Regions from separate parts of the Homo sapiens genome. Here region 2 is linked to region 1. A link is an interaction called in ENCODE POLR2A ChIA-PET data of the cell type or tissue named here. Cell type or tissue: PC-9. All regions are shown on one strand. Each heading gives the region's core, and the rest is flanking DNA. Links, peaks and the distances in the headings are about the cores only.

What was found. Peaks named below come from ENCODE experiments on the same cell type or tissue, not always from the same donor. Only the 100,000 strongest peaks of a DNase experiment are listed, where the experiment ranks them.
Region 2: POLR2A ChIA-PET joins it to region 1 with 8 read pairs; 2 of 35 experiments call an interaction of 5 or more read pairs at or near these places.

The regions. Positions count from the first base shown.
Region 1 is chr1:209,362,115-209,367,497 of GRCh38, reverse strand. No RefSeq gene overlaps it. Among named protein-coding and RNA genes, the nearest start is that of LINC01698, 7.2 kb to the left of the region's middle. RefSeq lists an enhancer at 1,388-1,888. In PC-9, for the core only: no CTCF peak of the experiment used is centred there; DNase peaks (open chromatin) are centred at 2,557 and 4,267; H3K27ac peaks cover 2,102 bases.
Region 2 is chr1:209,264,663-209,270,045 of GRCh38, reverse strand. LOC105372896 (a long non-coding RNA gene) reads left to right here and starts at 3,320. Exons shown (of 5, transcript XR_922530.4): 1 at 3,320-4,585. It also overlaps the pseudogene ATP5MC2P1. In PC-9, for the core only: no CTCF peak of the experiment used is centred there; no DNase peak of the experiment used is centred there; H3K27ac peaks cover 666 bases.

The sequences.
Region 1 (5,383 bases), core at 268-5,267:
AACACAGATTAAATATATATGGATATTTAAATGTAATGTGTTATTTTCCTAAATCTAGCTATGCTCGATGTTCCTTTGACTTATGCCTTTTCATTGCTCATAATTGTCTCAGGGATCATGAATTACAGGCAGAAAGGAGCTGGAGCTTCCTCAGCACCAAAGACTTTGCTATCCCATTACATTTGCCCAAGAGATGCAGCAGTAGTTCTCCCGCCCAGAAAATTACTGCTGGGTTTCTTCACAGGGGAATGTATTTTTTTTCCCTTCCTAGACAGAGCTTATTTCTCACCAATGATTCAAAGGCTAAGCCAGCCAGAGCCTGGCAGACTTTTCAGTTTGTTTCTATTCTACAGGAAGGCTTACGTCTGGGGCAAGTTACTGAATAAGAAATTCAGACAGAGTCTGTGCCTTCATGCTGGTGGTACCTTCACCCACTCTCCATCAGCTGTACAGACAGTCACTTGTCCTCTACGGGTGCTTGGAGAGCCCCAGTGAATTCTGAATGATTTCCTGTTTCAATCATGCAGTTAATTGGCAACATTTCTGCCCAATACCTCAGCCCAATGGCAGGGAAACCAAAACTATCCATGACAATGGTATGTTTGAAGCAAAGACAATCTAAAGCACTTCACATTTGCATGTCTCAGTTTCCCTTTCTCTAAGAGGCAGGGTGGAGGATTGATTCTGATTCTCTCCAAAGTTTTTGTAGTCTTTCCCATGGTTCTTTGTGCTTCTGAGGAACCAGAAGGGGCAATACAGTCAGATACCGTTCACCTAGCATCATTTGCCCTGCTACCATTAAAGTATGTTCTTCCTTGAGTCTTGGTTAAAGATTTTTCATCCATGTCAATCAGTCAATTGATCAGGAGGTGCTGCCTTTGTATCCTGTCTTTATCTGTATCAATATACTAGAATTTAAGCCACTGGTGTTCAGGAGCCAGCTCATACCACCTAGGAAGAGCTGACTATGCACATATCTTCCCATCTCCTCTCTCAGTGATACCTTCTTGGTTTCTAAAAATCAGCCACTGCGGGAATATTTACACCATGGAAATTGGCCAAAGCTAGAAAGCAGAACTTTTTTCCCTTGAAAAACTGATCGTTAAAATTTACCAGCACATCACTGCCATAAGCTCCCTGAGGGCACTGGTCAGTTCCTATAGCTCTCTTTGTGTATTATGAAACACATATTGGGGTGTATGGAAAGTTTTGTAGATGAATACAGAGGACACGTCAAGTCACAGATCTCTCCCAGTTCAACTGTAAATAAGTTACAATCTCCATTAAGTGCCACAGTCTTTCAAACATACCTGCTTTCTATAGTATTACACTTTTTTTTTTTTTTTTTTTTGTGAGATGGAGTCTCGCTCTGTCACCAGGCTGAAGTGCAGTAGTGAGATCTTGGCTCACTGCCACCTGTGACTCCCTGGTTCAAGCAATTCTCCTGCCTCAGCCTCCTGAGTAGCTGGGATTACAGGCACATGCCACCACGCCTGGCCAAATTTTGTATTTTTAGTAGAGATGGGGTTTCACCATGTTGGCCAGGATGGTCTCCATCTCCTGACCTGTGATCCACCTTGGCCTCCCAAAGTGCTGGGATTACAGGCATGAGCCACCGTGCCTGGCCTATAGCATTATACTCTTGATGTTATTTTTTTCTCACTGTGGGGACATGCTTGATCTTACCATCATCCATGCCTCTGTGAGTAGATTCTCCCTCTCCTAGGTGTGTTCATCAGAACTTGCTGAAGTAGGAATCAAAGGAGTTAAGACAGGAAACTCGTTTTCCATCTTCCCCTGGACCCAGGACAATTATTGATAATCTCCTTCTTCTAATAGGAGAGCAAGGTGACCTAAGGCTTGTATGGGAGGGAAGAAAGGAGCAGATGTTGGGATTTTGGATGAGGAAGAGCAATGCTTGGCTGGACTGATTTGAGCAGGCAGCCCACTTGTCAGCTGGACTCATGAAAACCCCCAAAAAGGAAGGGAAACAACTGCATTCAATGGTCACAATGTACAACATTTACTGTGTCTGTCATACAATCAGCAGCATATGGAATCTCATATATCTTGGGCCTCCTGACTTGGACATTCTTCATAATAGCTTGATTTTGGTTGTCTTCTGTAAATGCCTAGTATGGAGCTTGAAGCATTATAGGCCTTCAATAAGCACTTACTGAATTAGTGAAAAATTTTATTTGCCATCTACAGGTCTCAGGGTTTGGAAAACGAGTGTAGGTTGTGGTTGGAGAGTGGGGAAGGTGTCGAGGGGGCTTGTTCTTTTCCTGAACCCTGCTTTATTCTTTACACTGTAGTCAAAGTGGTTATCAGGCCCCTCAAAGGAAAGGAGGTAATTCTTAAGATGTGAAGGTGCAGGCACAGAAGAAAGGTTAAGGAAGGAGGGCCACCAGGCCTTTGTGCATTATCAGTTCCCACTTTAAGGAGCCTTTCAACAAAATGTCTCTGCAGCTCAGGTAAGCAGGGAGTTAAGGTCTGAGGAGAATGGAATTTTCCTTGTGGTCGTACAGACTTGTTTTAACCACAGGAATGAACACAAGATTCAACTTGTCCCCTCAGCTATTGTCTGGAACTCCTTTCCCTCCAGCCACCGGCAGCTGAGGTTTTAATGTGACATTTTTCTAAGTATTAGGATTGCTCTCTGGCCTTCTCTTTATAGCTTTTTTGCTTCCCTCCTCCCAGGCTCTCACCTCCCTATCCTTCAAATGCTTTCCAATAAGCAAGTGCTCTCCTCCTGTCTACCAGGCAGGGGAAGACATATGCGTTTATTTATTCTTTTTAAAAAGGTGTGTCTCCTCTCCTTCCTGAACCTTCATCCTGCAACTCCCCCTTGAAACCACAAAGTATTACCCTTACCCATTCCCAAATCCCAAAGCCTGGTGCAAAGATACCTGAAGGATGATAAGCTAACTTCATACGCTGTTTGAGCCATCCTAGCAAGGGTTTCAACAGCCTTATCAACACAACCAAAAATATGGGCATATTTTCTCTCAATTAGTTATTGGGCCCAAGCATAAAAGACCTTTTGAGCCTTAGTCAGAGGTCTTATTTTGTGAATTTTTGCTTTAGATTTTCTGGTCTCTGTGTGGCTTTCTCTAAGGTCTCTAACCAATCCCAGCCCATCTTCATCCATTTATCTTTAATGTAGAGGAGCTCAGAAAAAGTTACCCCCAAATTGATTGACAAATTGGGGTGGGAGGAGGTGATGGATTATTTTACGGATCCTCTCCCTTGATTGCCTTGATATTCCCGCTGCATTTTTGTCACCTTACTGCCTGGTTTCTGAGTTCTCTCTGTGTCCGAGGACGACAAATGGCAGTAGAAAGTCAGCATGCCTTGGAAACTCAAGCAACCCGAAGGCTCAGTGCTCACTTCTCCCTGCCAATATTGCAATGGAAAAGCCTTCCTGCAGACAATTTTTAAAATTTTCTTTTAAAGCAGCATTAGAGAGATTGAAACAGATTTCTTTCCAAGGCGTTACCCTTTGATGAGGTACAAAAAAGGTTAAACAAAAAGCCAAACTTTGGTTTCAAATGTAAGACACCTTTATTCTAATTATAATCATAATGATCTAATGTGTTTGGGATTTAATTATTTGGAATTAGAATAAAAAAAGACATCCTGTAATTACCATTGAACTCATCTTGAGGCATAAATCTAATAATTAAACACTTTCAGATTGTATTCAGTGAGTAATTAAAATAGAAAAAAAATACTGTGGATTCCTTTCTACCTCTGTAAGGAAGTTTCTCAAATTATCAATGGATTTCAGTGACAATATCTAGAAATTATTGTGTATAAAATATAATTATTAACAAAATTATAATTTCAGTTATTTACAGTCTTTTCCCTTGGCAGTCAGGATGTTTGAGCAGGTGAGAATTGACAGAGTTAGGAGTTGGATCTGAATGAAAAATATTTCCTTCCTGAAAGATAGCTCCCTGAACTCAAGTTTCATTTTTATTGTCAGCAAGGAAAGAGAAGTAGGTACTGTGCAATTTTTATGAGAACTGAGTTCTGTTCTCTGATCAGTTTTTGGCAAAAAATAGCAGCCCATATGCTTTCCCCTTTTGGAAGTGGAACATGGGAGTGAGGTTTGGCAGGAGCAGATGCTGTAGCATTCAAGGGAAAGGTCTTGGGAGACAGCGCGCTTCAGGGAATTTAGCTTTGTTCATGGGACTAGGCCCCAAATGTCAACAAACCCGATTCATCAGCTTGGGGTGGGGAAGGGGAGGAGCTGGCCGGTGTGGGGACAGTGTATGCTCAGGTGGCATATTCTCTTGGAGCTGAGGTGTACTCCTGCTGCTTCTTGCTCACCCCCATAGGGAACAGAAGTCAGGGTATTGGCATTGTTAGGCAGGCAGATCAGAAAGAGGAAAGGAATGAGGGCTTGGGCCAGTCTCATTCATCAGCTGCATGGTTTATCTAACCGAGTTTGAGTGGGTCAAGTTGTTTCTCCCCAGATATGCAAACCCCTTTGACATTCTACGACCATTAAGCCCTGCTGTAAAATGCTGCTTCCCTGGGAATAAGCAGTCCATTCAATTAAAAAGCACCACAGATGAATGCTACCTGAGAAGTCAGATTCACAGACAGAAATTTAGACTAGGTCCATGGTGAGGAGGGAGTTATCAATGGAGGTGGGAGAGTGCCTATCAATAACAGCAATAATAGTAATAGCAAAAGCTCCTAGGCACTTTACTCATGCCTTCCTCATTTAACCTTCACACTGATCCTGTAAGGTGAGTGTTATCTCTGTTCTGAAGAAGAGGTAACGAAGACCCAGGAGGTTGAGCACTTAGTCCAAAGCCACAAGTGCTATTAAGGCAGAGGCCAGATTTGCTACTCACCACTGCAGTACATAGCAAGATTCTCATATAGGGTATTTCTGGGATCACACATAGGGCTTTAAAAAATAAAGATTTTGGCCGGACACAGTGGCTCATGCCTGTAATCCCAATACTTTGGGAGGGCGAGGTGGGTGGATCACCTGAGGAGTTCAAGACCAGCCTGACCACGTGGTGAAAGCCCGTCTTTACTAAAAATAAACACACACACACACACACACACACACACACAATTAGCCAGGCATCTTGTTGGGCATCTGTAATCCCAGCTACTTGGGAGGCTGAGGCAGGAGAATCGCTTGAACCCAGGAGGGGGAGGTTGCAATGAGCTGAGATCACACCACTGTACTCCAGCCTAGGCAACAGAGCCAGACTCTGTCTCAAAATAAATAAATAAATAAAAACAAAGATTTTGCATCTTATCCCAAAGATACTGGGGACTCATTAAAGGCAGTGTGACAAAGAAGTTAGAATTTGATTTTTGGAGCCACACAACCTGGATTGGTTTATTACCTGTT
Region 2 (5,383 bases), core at 68-5,067, 97 kb after region 1:
ATTCAAATTAAGGAGTTTGATTTTTCAAAGGGAAATAAAAATTGTTAAGGATACAACATACAAATTGAGTGAAAGTTCTGTTACACATATAATTGTCAAATAATTAGTATATAGAATCTATTAAAAAAAGTATCAAGAACTACCCAAACATCCATAAAAATGAATAAACTACAAGAAGATAAAGATAAAGAACAAGAAATGAAGAAAACCATAAAACAAAACATTCAACCTCATTAGTGGGTAAATGCTAATTGAAACCATAAGGAAATATTTCATATTCAATAGATTGGCAAAAATTTAAAAGTTTGACTACTTCAGGTTTGGCAAGGATGTGACTTCAATCAGAACTCTTATACACAGTATGTAAAAATGAAAATTGGTGCCAGTTTTTTTTAACTTAGAATTATCCAGTTTACTTAAGAATACATATAGCTTTTGACCTAGCAACTCTATTCCATGATATACACCTAGAGAAACTCTGGTCCATACCATAAGGAGACATACATAGGAATGTTAATCCTAGCATTCTTTGTGATAAAAATAAAAATACTAGAAACAATCCAAATAGAATGGATAATATATTGCTGAATAAATGGGATACTATATACCAGTAGAAACAAATGAACTATAGCAATTTACAGCAACATAGATGAATCTCAGGAATATGAAATTGAACAAACAAACAAAAAAGCAAGGCAAAGAAATACACAGTGTAATTCCACTTACATAAAGTTAAAAAACATGCAAGACTAAATAATATACTGTTTAGAAATAAAAATGTATGCCATAAAACAATAAAGAAAAACAGAAGATCAATAAACAGAAAAAACAGGTTCTAAGAGAATAGGGAAGTAGATGAGAGTGGTGATGGGCACACAGAGGAATTCCATGATGGGTAATGGGAATATTCTGTCTTTCAGACTGGCATATGAGTAGGTGGATGTACAAAAGTATACAGAAGTATATGTATATATTCATTTATATTCATTCAGTAGTGAATAAATATGAAAATACATCTCTCTCTCGGTAATGTTTATTGACCTCATGGTGTTCACCACAATTTTGGAAGTGGGATATATGCCGTCTGAATCCCAGCTCATAGACCAGTTTATGCTTCACCCTTGTTCTCATCTTTGAGTCCTACTTCCTCTTCACAGCCTCCATTCTCCCTTATCAACATAAAAGGAAATCCTATGACCAGTATTTGGGCATGATCAGGAAAAATGATAGGAAAGTACTTACAAGTTAACTTAACCTTTTCTCTCCATGTGTTTGTTTTGTGGTATGTTTATTTTTGAGGCTCTCATTAGTGGTTTAGTGGCTCCTTTACAGAAACTGGCCAGCCAGCACTTGACAACTCACACTAGGGTGAAGGCTTTCGAATTCTTGGCCCCAGGGTGTACTCCTTAGCACCATAAGGGTCTTCTTTAGCATACAGCCTCAATAGATAAGGTCTGCATAGTAAATAGGGCAGTGAGAAAGAATAATTTATATTATTAGGAATGTCCTAAGGGAATGTAGGTTATCCTACAAAGGAAAGGTAGGTTATCACTGAAGATCCCTGTTTCATAGATAAGGAAATACAGGGATTAGAAGATATAAAGGTGTTGTCCTGGATAATGAGTGGGCGGGGAATGTATGTCAAGAGGTACTGACAGCAGATATCTGCCTCTTAAAGAGGGTCTGTATGTACCATCCAATTTTATGTCTTCCTGATCATGCCCTCTCCCTGACCCCCCACTGTATGTTTAAACAGGAGAGTCCTGTCTGTCTTCTCTGCACTGGGAGCAGCTCTCCTGCCATAGCCCCTCACCCCGTAAAAATGTATGCCTGCTCCAAATTCATCTCCACTCCCTCCTTGGTCAAGAGCACCTCACAGCTGCTGAGCCATCCACTATCTGCAGTGGTGTTGAAATGACCGGAGACAATGGCAGATGAGAGTCTCAGCAGCTTGGCAGTCTCATGTCCCCTTACCTCACTTGTCCCTAGCTGCAGCTTCCAAACTAGTGCCATTTCAAGGGACATAGACATGGCAGCCAAATTCATTGGGGCTGGGGCTACCACAGTTGGGGTGGCTGGCTCTGGGGCTGGGATTGGGACTGTGTTTGGGAGCCTCATCATTGGTTATGCCAGGAACGCTTCTCTGAAGCAACAGCTCTTCTCCTATGCCATTCTGGGCTTTGCCCTCTGGGAGGCCTTGGGGCTCTTTTGCCTGATGGTGGCCTTTCTCATCCTCTTCGCCATGTGAAGGAGCCGTCTCCACCTCCCATAGTTCTTTTTTCCATGTCTGATGGGCCCTGTGTGTTCCTTTTCCTATACCTCCCCAGGCAGCCTGGGGAACATGGTTGGCTCAGGGTTTGACGGAGAAAAGACAAATAAATACTGTATTAATAAGAAAAAAAAAAGTAAACAGGAGAATGAGACCAGCATGCACCCCTGCTTGGGTAGTCAATGATATACTGGTACAGACAGTGGTAAAAAGAAAACAGCAGTGATGCCAGGGGAGTAGTAGAAAGTGGTAGAAATTATTACCAAGAGTGAGAAGGGGATTGTTCACCCACTACTTTTCTTTGGACTTGTATATCTAGGAGTATGATATTCAAATGAAAAGGAGTAGAACAAATATAGCCAAGGAAGAATTAAATCCCAAGAAAGGGATGGAGCATATCAGAGAAAACCTTGATGCCCAAAAGACTCAAGGTCCCCAGATTCAGTCAGTCACTGGAGTTCTGAAAGGACTTGTGTTGCTGCTTACAAAGCTATTTTCCTACATCAAGGACAAAAATATCAACGGCCCATGCCCAATAAGTTGGAGAACCGCTTTACTAGAAGTTCACTAGAAAATATTAGGTGTTTTTAGTTGACTGCAAGCTGAAAACAAATAAGGCACAATAAGAAGCACTGGAATGACTCATAATCTTACACTGTGCTGATGTAAGTGTGATGCTGAGACAAAGAAAGTCGAGTCCCACTCTGTTTATTTTTGGCGTTTTAAGAGAAACATTAATAAGCTTTAGTGTGCTAAAGGAGAAAAAACAGATTGCTGGGAGTACTGCAGACAATGCCACAGGAGGAATAAAAGTGCTGGCTTTGTTTATAACCATGGAAAAAGATAAGCCTTAGCCACAAGGAAGGAGCCCCATAGCTCTCTTCCAGCGTTTCAAGCACTGCAAAGTACAAGAGTAATGAGACTTTTTCTGCATAGCTTCAGAGGGCGGAACCAAGAACAATGCTTAGAAGTTAAAGGGGAGAAAATTCCATTCAACATAATAAATCTGACAATCTTAGATTTATATAAGGTTGTGTAATCCACAAATACGCTCATGTGCATCATCTCACTTTAGGAAGAACTCCTGAACAATTGATGATAGAGTGAGCTGCCAGGCATGTTTAAGCATAGACTAATGAATCCACTAGACTAGATGAACTTAAAGATTGTGTCCAACTCAGGCTGTGAATCAACCTAGAGGTGCTTCCAAGTCAGCTTCTAAACTGAGAGGAAACAGGGAACAAACGCAATAACACCTGCATCAATTCATCCTTGTGTGTCTCCGTTTATACTTTTGAAAAAGGAAAAAAGTGAAAAGACAAGTTTGTCTTTACCACATGGGGAACTGGTTGAGTTAGACATCTCATCCTTTAAGATATTCAAGGGGATATTGGCTGCCTGTCTTCCTGGGGAATTCTGCACTGGGTAAGAAGATGGACCACATGCCCTGAGGTTCCTTCTAACACCAAGACTAAGGGAAAGCTGTATTTTATACTTGGCTCTACTACTTTCTACACTGACTTTGAGAGAGCCTTGTTTTTCACTCTCTGGACCTCAATTATCTTTCCTATTACAGGAAGGTATTGGACTCTGTGACCTTTAAGAGTTTTAGAGAACTCACATTCTAAAATTATAAGATTTTATAAAGAATATGTGGAAGCTTCATTCTTCCACATTCTCTAAGAAAAATTGATCCTGAGTTCTGGTCCTAGTGAGATTATGGTGGCAGTGTAGTTTCTTAATCTTTTCAAAACTCCTCCAGAAAACCAAACAGAAAATTAGAAATAGTGTAAAAATATGCCTAGATTATATATTTTTAAATACTAGGTGATAGGAAACATCTCTAAACCCTACAGTACTGCTGTAGTCAAAACCACATGTAGAAATGGCACCTAAAGGCAATCCGCTGTGGAGTCGTGGCAGCAACTGAGCAGGGTAGAAACACTGGGGTTCAGATGGTGCGAGGTGGCAGAAACAGGAAAAGAGAGTGGTGGGCTCAATGCAAACCTTTGACAAGCCCTGTAAGCTATAGAACCCAAGATCACCCATGAAGACTCACCCTTAAAAGAAGGCCTAATCTGGAATAAAAATCTGTGTGGACAAGCCTGAGAATAACTGTGAAACTACTATTCCGATATGCTCAGAGTTGCAAGTGAAAGCAGGAGCCTGCAGACAGCATCACAAGAGACCTGAGAGTGAGGCAGTAGAGCAAACCCTGGATGATTGCCAAAATATCCAATAATATCCTTTTCCAGAGGGGAAAACCGCCAGAAGCAGACACGTTGAGCCGGGCAGTAACTCTGGACAGTTGAGATGGTAAGCGGTGTGGGGAGGAGGTTGTGGGCCCAAAGGAGTCAGATCCCGGGAAGTCATGTAAGAAAAAAATAACTTGTCTAAAGGGGAGAGCTCTGGGAAACATAGAACTGAAGGCAGGAAACCTTCTTGGCCAGGCGTAGGCCTGAGAGATGGATGGGATGATGTATTTTGAGTCCTTCTTAATAACAAGAAAAGATGAAGCTGAGAGAGTGACCCTAGTTCATCCCCTGGCCCCCACTGACCAGGAACTGTCCCTTAATAGTCTAGGAAAAGCCATTTCATTTAAACAGGGAACACACAGAAAAAAAAATAGTCTAAATAATTCAAAGTTATTATTTAAAAAAAGGTAATAACGAAATAAATAACACCAGAAAAAGTGGACACAAAGCAGATGAAAACTATAACATTCTGTTTCGGAAAAACACCCGAATCAAATTTTTTCTTTGCTCTCACGCCACAGCAATGAACACAAAAGAAGACTTCTATGGCCAAATTCTTTGGGGGGGGGGGGGGGTTCCCCACCGACAAACAGTGGACACCAAGTAATTCAATTCTAATTCACCTCAAATTCACCTCTAGTTCAATTCCCACTCTAGCTACCTGGAGATAGCATCGGATCCCACAGGCTGAGGGCTCAGACCCCAAGACTGCCCCCGCCAACACACCCTTGTGGCAGACACTCCTTGCTGCAAATCTGAACTTCTGACCTAATGGCTTCAAGTTGGGGTTCCCACGACCCCCTCTGGGTTCGATTAACTTGCTGAAGCAGTTCAGGGAAACACTTAAGTTCTTAAGTTT